Linked DNA regions of Mus musculus: region 2 is linked to region 1. The links are chromatin contacts, found by Hi-C or POLR2A ChIA-PET in ENCODE. All regions are on one chromosome and are shown on one strand. Each heading gives the region's core, a stretch centred on a gene start or an enhancer-like site at or near the end of the contact. The rest is flanking DNA. Distances are from core to core; before and after follow the strand shown.

Evidence for each region. Hi-C counts contacts between places; a loop is a spot of excess contacts on that map. ChIA-PET counts read pairs that join two places held with the same protein, here RNA polymerase II (POLR2A).
Region 2: a map of gastrocnemius shows a loop between it and region 1 (2.0-fold over the local background). The contact joins the enhancer-like site here to the promoter of Ahnak in region 1. A Hi-C loop is called at or near these places in 7 of 37 maps with a recorded cell type or tissue (gastrocnemius, heart and left cerebral cortex). POLR2A ChIA-PET finds 5 or more read pairs at or near these places in 4 of 5 experiments (Patski and embryonic stem cell).

Annotation. Positions count from the first base shown.
Region 1 is chr19:8,986,940-8,991,852 of GRCm38, forward strand. Ahnak (AHNAK nucleoprotein (desmoyokin)) reads left to right here and starts at 2,345. Exons shown (of 5, transcript NM_009643.2): 1 at 2,345-2,490.
Region 2 is chr19:9,025,787-9,030,699 of GRCm38, forward strand. It overlaps a transcript of Ahnak not described here. Among named protein-coding and RNA genes, the nearest start is that of Ahnak, 39 kb to the left of the region's middle. Within about 2 kb of position 2,241, at least 2 of the 3 ENCODE cell types and tissues checked have a DNase peak (open chromatin) inside an H3K27ac peak, as active enhancers do; they include gastrocnemius and heart, where a contact is called at or near this core.

The sequences.
Region 1 (4,913 bases), core at 1,095-3,594:
ATTTTATTCTTGGTCTATATTTAAGAGGTGAAATAAACGCTATTTATGTGTAGACAGGGTCTTACTATGTAGCCCAGGCTGGCCTCAAATTCAAAGTTTGCCAATCATTGCCTCTTGAGTGCTGAGATTAAAGGTATGTATCACCATTTCTGGCTCAATAAGTGTATGAGTACCCATCTAAAATGAATAAAATAAAATGTCCTCTTTTTTTTTTTTTTTTTTTCGAGATGGTTTCTCTGTATAGTCCTGGCTGTCCTGGAACTCACTCTGTAGACCAGGCTGGCCTTGAACTCAGAAATCTGCCTGCCTCTGCCTCCCCAGTTCTGAGATTAAAGGCGTGCGCCACCATGCCCCGTGAAATAAAATGTCTTGATATGGTGAAGACTTGTAATCTCAGCATTTGAGAGGCTAAGGCAGAATTGTTGTCATTTGAGGACAACCAAACCTATATCGTGAATTCCAGAACAGCCTGGGTTACACTGTAAGACCCTGGTTCAGTAAATCAGGACTGTGGGCTAGGGGATGACTTGTTCAGGTAGTTGCCACCAAACCTCATGACCTCTTTGATCCCAGTGGAAAGAGAGAAGAGACCCTCACAAGTCCCATGGCCTCCACATGATCATGCACACTAAGTAAAAGGAAAAAAAAAACATGACTGGCTCTTGAGTTTTATTTTTTGAAATGTGTTTTGGCCTGATCCTCACTTGGTATCTCTGGGTGGCCTGGAACTTACTGAGTTCACCGTAGGGAGTGTGCTGGGAAGGGAGTAGATTTGGAGGGGGGGGGCTGTTAAGCCAATTGACAGTGTGTTTGTGATGTCTAGTGGGTTTGAGGAGGGGCAGAGAAAGAGAGAGAGAGAGAGAGAGAGAGAGAGAGAGGAATGTTAGTAGCCAAGTCTCTGCTTTGCCTGTCTTTACATGTCCATGCCTGTCTGAATTTCTACCTACATTTCTCTCCACCCTGGTGTGTCCATTACATCTGTGTCTGTTCTCTGTCACTCCCTTCTGTTGTCTCCCTCCCCCCATCGCCTGTACCCTGTGTGGTAACTGGACCTGGACACAGCCCCCAGGGCTGGCAGCAGACTTGGCTGATATTTTTAGCCTGCAAACATGTTTGCCATTTCAGAGGACAGGGCAGGGCTGGTCTCAGCCCCAGCCCACTCATGATCTTGGAGCGAAGGTGCTCCTGCCTCAGGCCAAGGTCTCAGTTCTCCAGCTTGAGGCCTCTTGGGGCATTTGGGAAGGAAGGGAAACTGGAGTGGGCAGCTGGGTAGCCACCTGCCAGAGAGGGTAGAACTCAATAGGGAAGGAGAAAAAGGGAGGTGCGGAGGGGGGATGCAGCCAGAACATCTCTGCAACCCCATCATTAAGCATTTAATAAAATCCACATAGAGTTAGAAGTGGCTGTGGGAAATGGCTGTAAATTGGGGAGCGGAGCAACTTGCAAATGGAAATATGGGGGAGGAGCTGTGAGAGGCGCAGAAGGCCTGGGAATGCAAAGAAAGTGCTGGATCTTGGGTTCCTCAAGCTTACTGGGGCATAGTGGTTCATGCCTTTAGTCCCAGGGTGGCAGAGGCAGGGGAATCTGTAAGGCTGTCAGTTCTAGCCAGTTCTGTGATGGCCGGGCTACACAGTCTGTGCTCCCTCCCCCAAATAAAATACCCAAAAGGCATGGGGGACAGAGTTTACAGGAGAGAGTGAGTTGTTCCATGGTGCGTCCAACAGCTGCAGGCCTGACTGGTGTCGCTGCAATGAAGAACAGCACCGTGGTGTGGTGCATAGGTGACTCCATTCCTAGGGGTCGGATCTAAGTCTTAGAGTCAGTGTGTTTTGTAGAAGAGGAGAGAGCCTGAAGGCGAGGAACGGGGCGAGGCTGCAAGAAGCCTGGGAACTGGGAGAGGAGGCTGGGGCCTGGGATTAATGTATCTGAGCTTGAGAGAAAGCTCAAAGGTCTGTGTGGAGGCTGGAGGTCGAGGTTGAATCATCTGAGCTTCTTGGCTCTTCTGCAGACTAGGTTGACTCTGGATTCCGACTGTGAATCTGTGCCCCTGCGTGCTTCCAGGAATTTCTTGCCGGTGAACACACACACACTGTTTAAAATGGGGTGGGAAGATCCAGAGCCGGGACAGGAGCAATAGATGGGATAGGGGAGGGGAAAAGGCGACGCCTCCTCGTCCCTGAGCCCCCTCAACCTTCTCCCTTCACCGGCCCATTCCAGGGTGGCTTCAGTGTTAGTCGTGCTCTCGGGTCCTTGCCCTATTCGGGCCCCGCCCGGCCCCGCCCTCTCCCCACAGCTCCGGGCAGACCCGCCCGAGTTACAAGAGCCGCCTCCGCGCACGGGGGCCCGGCCACTTGGAGCAGCTCTGCCGCGGGGACTGCACTGTCCGCCCTGCCAGACCCGCCCCGACTGGGGCTCGCCGTCGCCAGCAGTCAGCACTGCGACCTCGGGCCCTTCGCCGGCTATGGCTGCGTCCTGGGGCTGAGCCCGCAGGTAGGGAAGCGGAGCGCTGGGCGGTAAGGTGTGGGGCCAGGGTTCGGGCGACCAGGGGAGAGAGGGACTCGGACAAGGTGCATTTGCGGTAGTGTCACTACGAGGGTTCCGACTGTTGGGAGCAAACCTGGCCGCTTGCGGCCGCCGGGGCAGGCGACGCGTCACGCTTCGGGAGTAAAGCTCTTTCTCCGGAGTTGGGGCCAAGTTTAACTAAGTTAGAAAATCGCTTCGAAGTGTGCTTTGCTGCGCTTTTAGTTTTTTCCCGCGGATGTATTGTCGTTCCAACTGCAGTGCAGGGCGTTCCTGATCTGGTGGTCCCTGACCGATTCCATCTCTTTGGGGCGGCGGCTCAGAGCGCTACTTGGTTCCTATACCATGTTTACTGGAGAAGTTTCCAAGAGCCCCATCGCCCCTCCCGCGCCCCTGCACCGCGTGCCCCCTCTGCTGTCTTTCGCGGCTCCCCACACCTCCATCTCGAACTTCGCGTCCGGATTCCCCTCGGCCCCACCCTGCTCTGTACCACCAGCCTCTCCCTTTCTGGCTCCTAGCGGCGACTTTAACAGCTCCCCTTCAACTGCCCCGCCCTAGTCTTGCCCCTCTGTGTTTCCAGATCCAGAAAACTCCCTTCTTTCTCCAGGGCGTCGGAGCCTGGAAGTTTGCAGCGTGCCTCCCTGTGGGATGGGTGGGAGTGGGAGGGGGGGTGGGGGACATAATTAGGGAGATTCCTGCGCTGGGTGGGCGGGGAGGGGGCTGTGCAATCGACACAGTCCCCAGAACCTCCCTTGCTCCTTCTAGGGGCGGTGCTTTCTCCCCACCCCACCCCACTCCCAAACTCGTCCGGGCGGGATGGCCCCCGCCCCAGCGCCTGGCTGGATTCCAGCAGCCTGAGGAATGTAGTGGTTGGAGCCGGTGACTAATTCAAACCAGAATTCGGGGGTGGGGGTGGGGGTGAGGGGCAAAGCGGAGGGGGAAAGAGGCCGTGTGTAGGCGGTGGGGGCCGGAGCGCAGGGCGTAGGTGAAGGACTTCCCTGCTCTCCTTTGGAACCCTTCACTTTTGCAGTGCGCGCCAGCGGAGAGGGCGGGGGGCAAGATCCTACTGTGGGGTTGGAAAGGCAACATGCTTAGGGTGTGTGCAGAGAGCTGTGTTATGTAAGGCTTTCCCATGCAGGGAGGGGATGTGCAGTGTGCGGGAGCCTGGGCCTCCTCTGGCTGGAGCCCCTTTCAGTGCCGAGGCAGATTTGGGGGACGCAGAACCTTGGTGGCGTTGGGTTGACATCAGGGCTAGCTGTACATGGCGATGAGCACTGAAGACTCTTGGGGTGACCCGGGGATATCCTACAAGTCAAATGGAGTGGAGCCTTGACAACGTAGTGTCCCTGGTATGTGTGTGTGTGTGTGTGTGTGTGTGTGTGTGTGTGTGTGTGTGCTTGCCTGCTCACTCTATTGTCACTTCTGCACAATGTGACCACAGAAGATTGTGCGCATGATGTCTGGGTTGGCACCCTGGTTTGGCAGGGTGTGGCCCTAGGCTGTCTCTGAGGACACACGTGTCCAGGGGTACTTGTCTCAATGTCCCTGTTCTGTGGAGGGGATTTGCAGAAAAGCTTCTGGAGGTAGTTGGGGGGATGGGGGTGGGGGATCCTTGGAAAGTGACCTGGAATTCCCAGGAGAAAAAGGACTCCCAACAAATGGTTTTGAAACAGTTTGCCCTTAAACTTTAGCAATGGCAGGAACCATCTTACTGTACCTAACGTATACTAGATGGGATGAATTCACAAGATCCAATGATTCATGTCCTCATATCAATGATACTGTCCTCATAGGTGACTGGGAGAGGGGAGGGCACACAGGAAGATGCTATGGGCAATGTGGGCAATGTTTAGGGCCTCTCCCCACACTGAGAATGGCTTAGGTGAGTAGAACTGTTTTGGTCCTGCCCTATTAGGGAAGTCTCTGGGGGTAGGGTGGGTCTCTTTTCCTTTTCCCAAGCTGAATGAACTAGTAGCTTCCTTTTCTTGAAAAACTATGGGGGTGTGGGGGAGGGCAGGCCTGTATCTGGTCTGTAGAGTGTGCAGATTGTGCAGTAGAAGGGAACCCCTCATTTAAGGGCCACTTCCTCGGCCTGAGCTGAGTTATGGGGCAAGGGGAGTGTGGGAAAGGAACTGGGAACAAGGGAGCTGATCTAGTAAAGGACTGGAGGGGGGCGTAGGGATGACATCTGGAAGATGTCTGAACTCCTTTCTAAAGCTCTTGTCCCTAAGAGATTATGCAAAGGGACATTGTGAAGAGAACCAGGACATTCAGAGAGACAGGCACGTGAGTCATCCAAGACTTAGTGCTAATGGTTTGGAAGTCAGCAGTGATACCCTGAGGGTCTTGGCCTAGCACTCCACAGCTCCAAGTCCAGAAAAGGACAAGAGAGA
Region 2 (4,913 bases), core at 991-3,490, 39 kb after region 1:
GTGAATGCGCCCAATTTTTCCCCTCCAAGGGGAGGCAGTGGGCTCAAGAGCAATGAGCATGGGCAGCTGTCAGTCTCTTTCTTGGACTTCCTACCTCATACTATTCCCAGTCCTTTGCCCTATCCAGTCTTCACTCTTCCATGATACTAATAAATGAGAGAAACAACTGAAGTTAATGTATTATAGTTAGTCCCGCCCACTGGTCCCTTGGAGAGTGGACAGGTTGATGGTCTGCAAACACTGTTCTGCTCAATCTGGGGCCCTAGGAGGTTGAACCTTGTGTCTAGGGGAGGGCCTGAAAATGAGAGGTACTTCCACACAGGGATTGGGAGAAGGGAAGGGCTGCTTCCAAGTGTTTCCCCGTCTATCTCTGCACCTGCCATGCCTGCTCGACTCCGGTTTGAGAATCATCCAACAGCCTATAGTATGATCAGAGATTTCCACACTCCCCAAGTGGGATGGGGCAGTTCAGCCCACCCAAGCCCAGGGTAAGAACTCAGGACACCTAGAGCTCTTTAATCACAGATTAGAGCCTAGAAGGAAACAAGTCAAAATCCAAGAAGAAGCCTGGGCAAAGTGGATTAGTCAGGGCCAGGATGATTGGATGAGCCTGAGAAATGTAAAGGGTGTGGACGAGGAAGACTAGGAAAAAGAGGAAGAAGGGCTGGGGTGTGACTCAATGGTCTAGTAAGTGCAAAACGTTGTCTTTATTCGTTACTACGCAGACAGCCCCAAAGGGTGGCTGTTCATAGGGTTTGAGCCCTGCCTTTCTGGGTGCCCCAAATAAATGTACCCTAAGAAAACAGAGTACTGTAACATCAAGGCAAAATTTTTGCTCTGACCCCAAATCAAATGATCTGACACCCCCGCCCCCTACCCCAATTCACCAATTCAGCTGTTAGTGTCCAGGAAACAAGGGATCCCAGTCTCTGGGAGTAATTGTAGCCACTTTCAGCCAACCAGCCAATCCTGGAACTAATCCAAGTTCTGCCACAGTTCCTAGGCAGATTTTTATCTATTTAGACCAGGCTGGTGTGAAGTAATGAGCCAGGCTGATGGCCAAACAAGACTGGGCATATGATACTGGGCAATCACAGAAAAAAGACCAGCAGAGACCAGCTGGAAGCTGCTGTACGTGGGTCACATGTTGCCTCTGGGGCCTACCCCTTACCCGGTGGGACCTTCATTTCTAAAATGCGGCATCAGCCCCAACTCTCTGCTTTATACAGACTTTGCCTAAAAGATGACTTTGTATATGACGGCATCTTAGGTTTGCACTTTTGAATGCTGGTATTTAAAAGAGGGCTGGGGACATGGTTTGGTACTTAAGCTCTTGCTCTCGTACGTGAGGACTTGAGTTCTGGTGTCCAGAATTGAGGCGAAAGGTGGGCATGGTATTCTGGTCTGTAACCCTATCACTGGGAGATGGGGTGGGGATAGAGAGCTCCCAGAGCTCTCTGGCCTGACAGTCTAGCCCATTGGTGAGCCAGATCAAGTAAAAGAACAGGTGGACAATGATAGAGAAAGACAGGTGACTTTGGCCTCTGGCCTTCACATGCATGGGCATAGTCTTGTACACACATACACACACGTGCACATGCATAAACATGCACACAGATACAAGTACACACAAGTAATAATAAAAACAGGACTTGTGTGTGTGGGCTGGGAATGTAGCAAGTCCTGGACTTGCCATATCATAAGCCTGGTGTGGTGGCACACAACTGAAACCCCAGAACTCAGGAGGTGGACCCAGGAGAATCTAAACAGAACTCAGGAGGTGGACCCAGGAGAATGGAGGAGGTGGACCCAGGAGAATCTAAAGTTCAAGGTCATCCTCCCATTGACGGCTTTATTCCAGGACAGCCTGGGCTACACAAGAAGTCACCCTCCTGGTGACTATTTAAGGTCCATCCATCCATCCATCTCCTGGAATCTGGCAGCCCTTACTGAGCTGTAGTCACATGGGACTGCAGTGTGGGGCACTTGGTACCCTCCCCGAGGAAGGAGCTTCAGCTTAAAGCTCACTACTCCTGTCCACCCAAAGTGGAAGGCTTTGATTTTTTTTTTCAGCCATGCAGTATAGCCTGCTCTGTGTGTTTTTTCCTGTGTGTGCCGTCTCTTCCAGGATACACAGCTGCCAGGCAGCCGGTGCTCTGTCCCCTTGCTCAGGCAGCCAGGCCGTGGGGAGGACTGGAATGTGAAAAGCCAGGGAGAAGAATGACAGTGCATTTTCTATTTGCAAGCCTGCGAGTCTGGCTCGCCACTTGAATTTCAAGTGGGCCCTTCAGGCAGATAGGGATGTCAGGTGAGAGAGTGGAGGCAGCCAATCTGAATTGTCTAAATTCCTAGAAAATAAATTCTAGGAATTTAGCTGTAGGAGTAAGGTGGGTCAGGTAGGGCAAATTCACTGTAGGGGGTGGGGGCCTGGTGTGGGTAGGCTTCCACTTTTTTTTTCCTGTTTGCACACCATATTTTCCTTCAAACTATTTTCCTATTGAATCTAATAGACAAGCTTTGAACTAAGGTTTTTATTTTTTCTTTAACTGAGCTGCAGATCTCTTTTAGAGGAAAAAAAAAAAGCCACTCCCTTTAACCACTGTTTTTGGTTACTGCTCTTTGTTTGGAGTAATTACTACCCTTAAAAGTGGGAAATTACAGATTACAGATTATCAGAAGGAAATAAGTGCTTTGGATTAGCCAGACTCTTGCCCCTGGATGGCCATTCCAGGCCTTGCCAGTCTCCCAGGTACAAAGCCCTGTACTACATGTTCTGCAAACACTCCCTTTCCTTGTTTCCAGAGAGGAAACGGTTGGATCCTGTGTGTCACTTGTCAGGTTCTTGTTACATAACCATGGAAAACCTTTGATAGGGTTTGCTGGTCACAGGAATGAGTACAGGGAACAACATGGGGTCGTGGCTTGTCTTTTATCCACTGTGCCCTGACAGCGGATTGAACTTGGAGTGTATTTTCTAGCACTGATTTAATATTCACTAGAAAGATTTATAAGTTGGATGGGGTGGTGTCTTAGGGTTTCTATTCCTGCACAAACATCATGACCAAGAGGCAAGTTGGCGAGGAAAGGGTTTATCTGGCTTACACTTCCATACTGCTGTTCATCACCAAGGAAGTCAGGACTGGGACTCAAGCAGGTCAGGAAGCAGGAGCTGATGCAGAGGCCATGGAGGGATATTCCTTACTGGCTTGTTTCCCCTGGCTTGCTCAGCCTGCTCTCTTATAGAACCCAAGACTACCAGCCCAGAGATGGTCCCACCCACAAGGGGCCTTTCCCCCTTGATCACTAATTGAGAAAATGCCTTACAGTTGGATCTCATGGAGGCATTTCCCCAACTGAAGCTCCTTTCTCTGTGATAACTCCAGCCTGTGTCAAGTTGACACAAACTAGCCAGTAGAGGTAGGGTGGCTGGAGAGAGAACTTAGTGGCTAAGAGTGACTCCGGATCTTTGGGAGGACCAAAGTTTGATTCGCAGCACCTACATTGGGTAGCTGACATTCATTTGCTACTCCAGCTCCAGGGGATCTGACTTTCTCTTCTGGCCTCCTTGGGTATCTGAACTCATGTGGCATATACTCACAGATACACATACCCATTTAAAAACAATCTTTGTGGGGTAGGGTGGCACATACCTTTGATTCCAGCTGATTAATCAGGAAGCAGAGGCAGGTGGATCTCTGAGAGTCTGCGGGCAATCAGAGCTACACAGCGAGTTCCAGGACAGCCAGCGCCACATAGTGATACCCCGTCTCAAAAACCAAAACAAAAAATTTGGATGAGAATGCTGTGGTGGGACGGCCTGACTGTTGGTTTACGCAGAGAGGGAAGCCTCGTGGAGGTACCTCAGCTTGCCCATACCTCATCAAGACCTGGGGAACCCTTGACCCCCAGGCTCCTCTCTACTGTTTACTGCAATGGTTGTCAGTTTCTGCGAGGTCATGATTGGCCTTGCCAGTCACTCTCAGCAGCCCTCTGGCTTTGATGCAGCCTTCTCTTTTCTCACCCTTGGGTTTTAGCCTAAGGGGCATTTCCTCCTGGAAGCCTGCCTGGAATCCTCTCTCTTTCCCAACTATTCTATGCTCTCATTACTTTAGTTTTCTGGTCTCAATGCTACTTACATTTAGTTATCAGTGAGAGACTGCTTGTCAGTCTCTCTCCGGAATTAGACTGTCAACCCTGTGAGGGAGGGATGCTGTATTCTTATTTATTATTTTATTTCAGGCATAATGCCAGGCACCTGGCATGTGGCACCCAGCACTTGGCAGAAATTCTGTAGGTCACAATGGCCCTGTCTTATCACTGCATACAGTTCCCATCAGCAATAGGGACACCTGTTTTCCTTCTGTCTTTTGCTGGGTAGTCTCAGTGCATTTTCCAAAATTCAGGGTGAGAGCAAACATAAATAAACAGAAGATGAACAACAAACCCAGGGCTGTTTTTATTCTTATTTTTATTCTTCTTCTCTGAGCTATTGTTGAGGTTTCTGCAGGCCAGCCGCTTCCCTTGAGCTGTTAGGGTGTGAATTCAGCTGTGGTCAGGGATGGTCTGCAGACTGTTGGTGGCATTCCCCAGGTCTGCACCATTCCAGCTTCCAGAATGACATATGGGTAGACAGGAGGTCAGGCAGAGCTTGGAGACACAGAAAGTGAAGACCTAAACTCTGAGAATGGTGGGCTACTGGTAGCTGCTGTGGGGGGAGTGGAAGAGTATTCCGTCAGTAAGGTTCCAAACAAGAGGCAGGCACCTGGCATGTTAGTCATGGCTCAGTCAGTGAAGTGTGGCTGTGATTATTATGTTGCCCTTCAGTTGTTTTCATTTTCATTAAATATATATTGTATACTTATATATTGCAGAGAGAGAGAAGAGAGAGAGAAGAGAGAGAGAAGAGAGAGAGA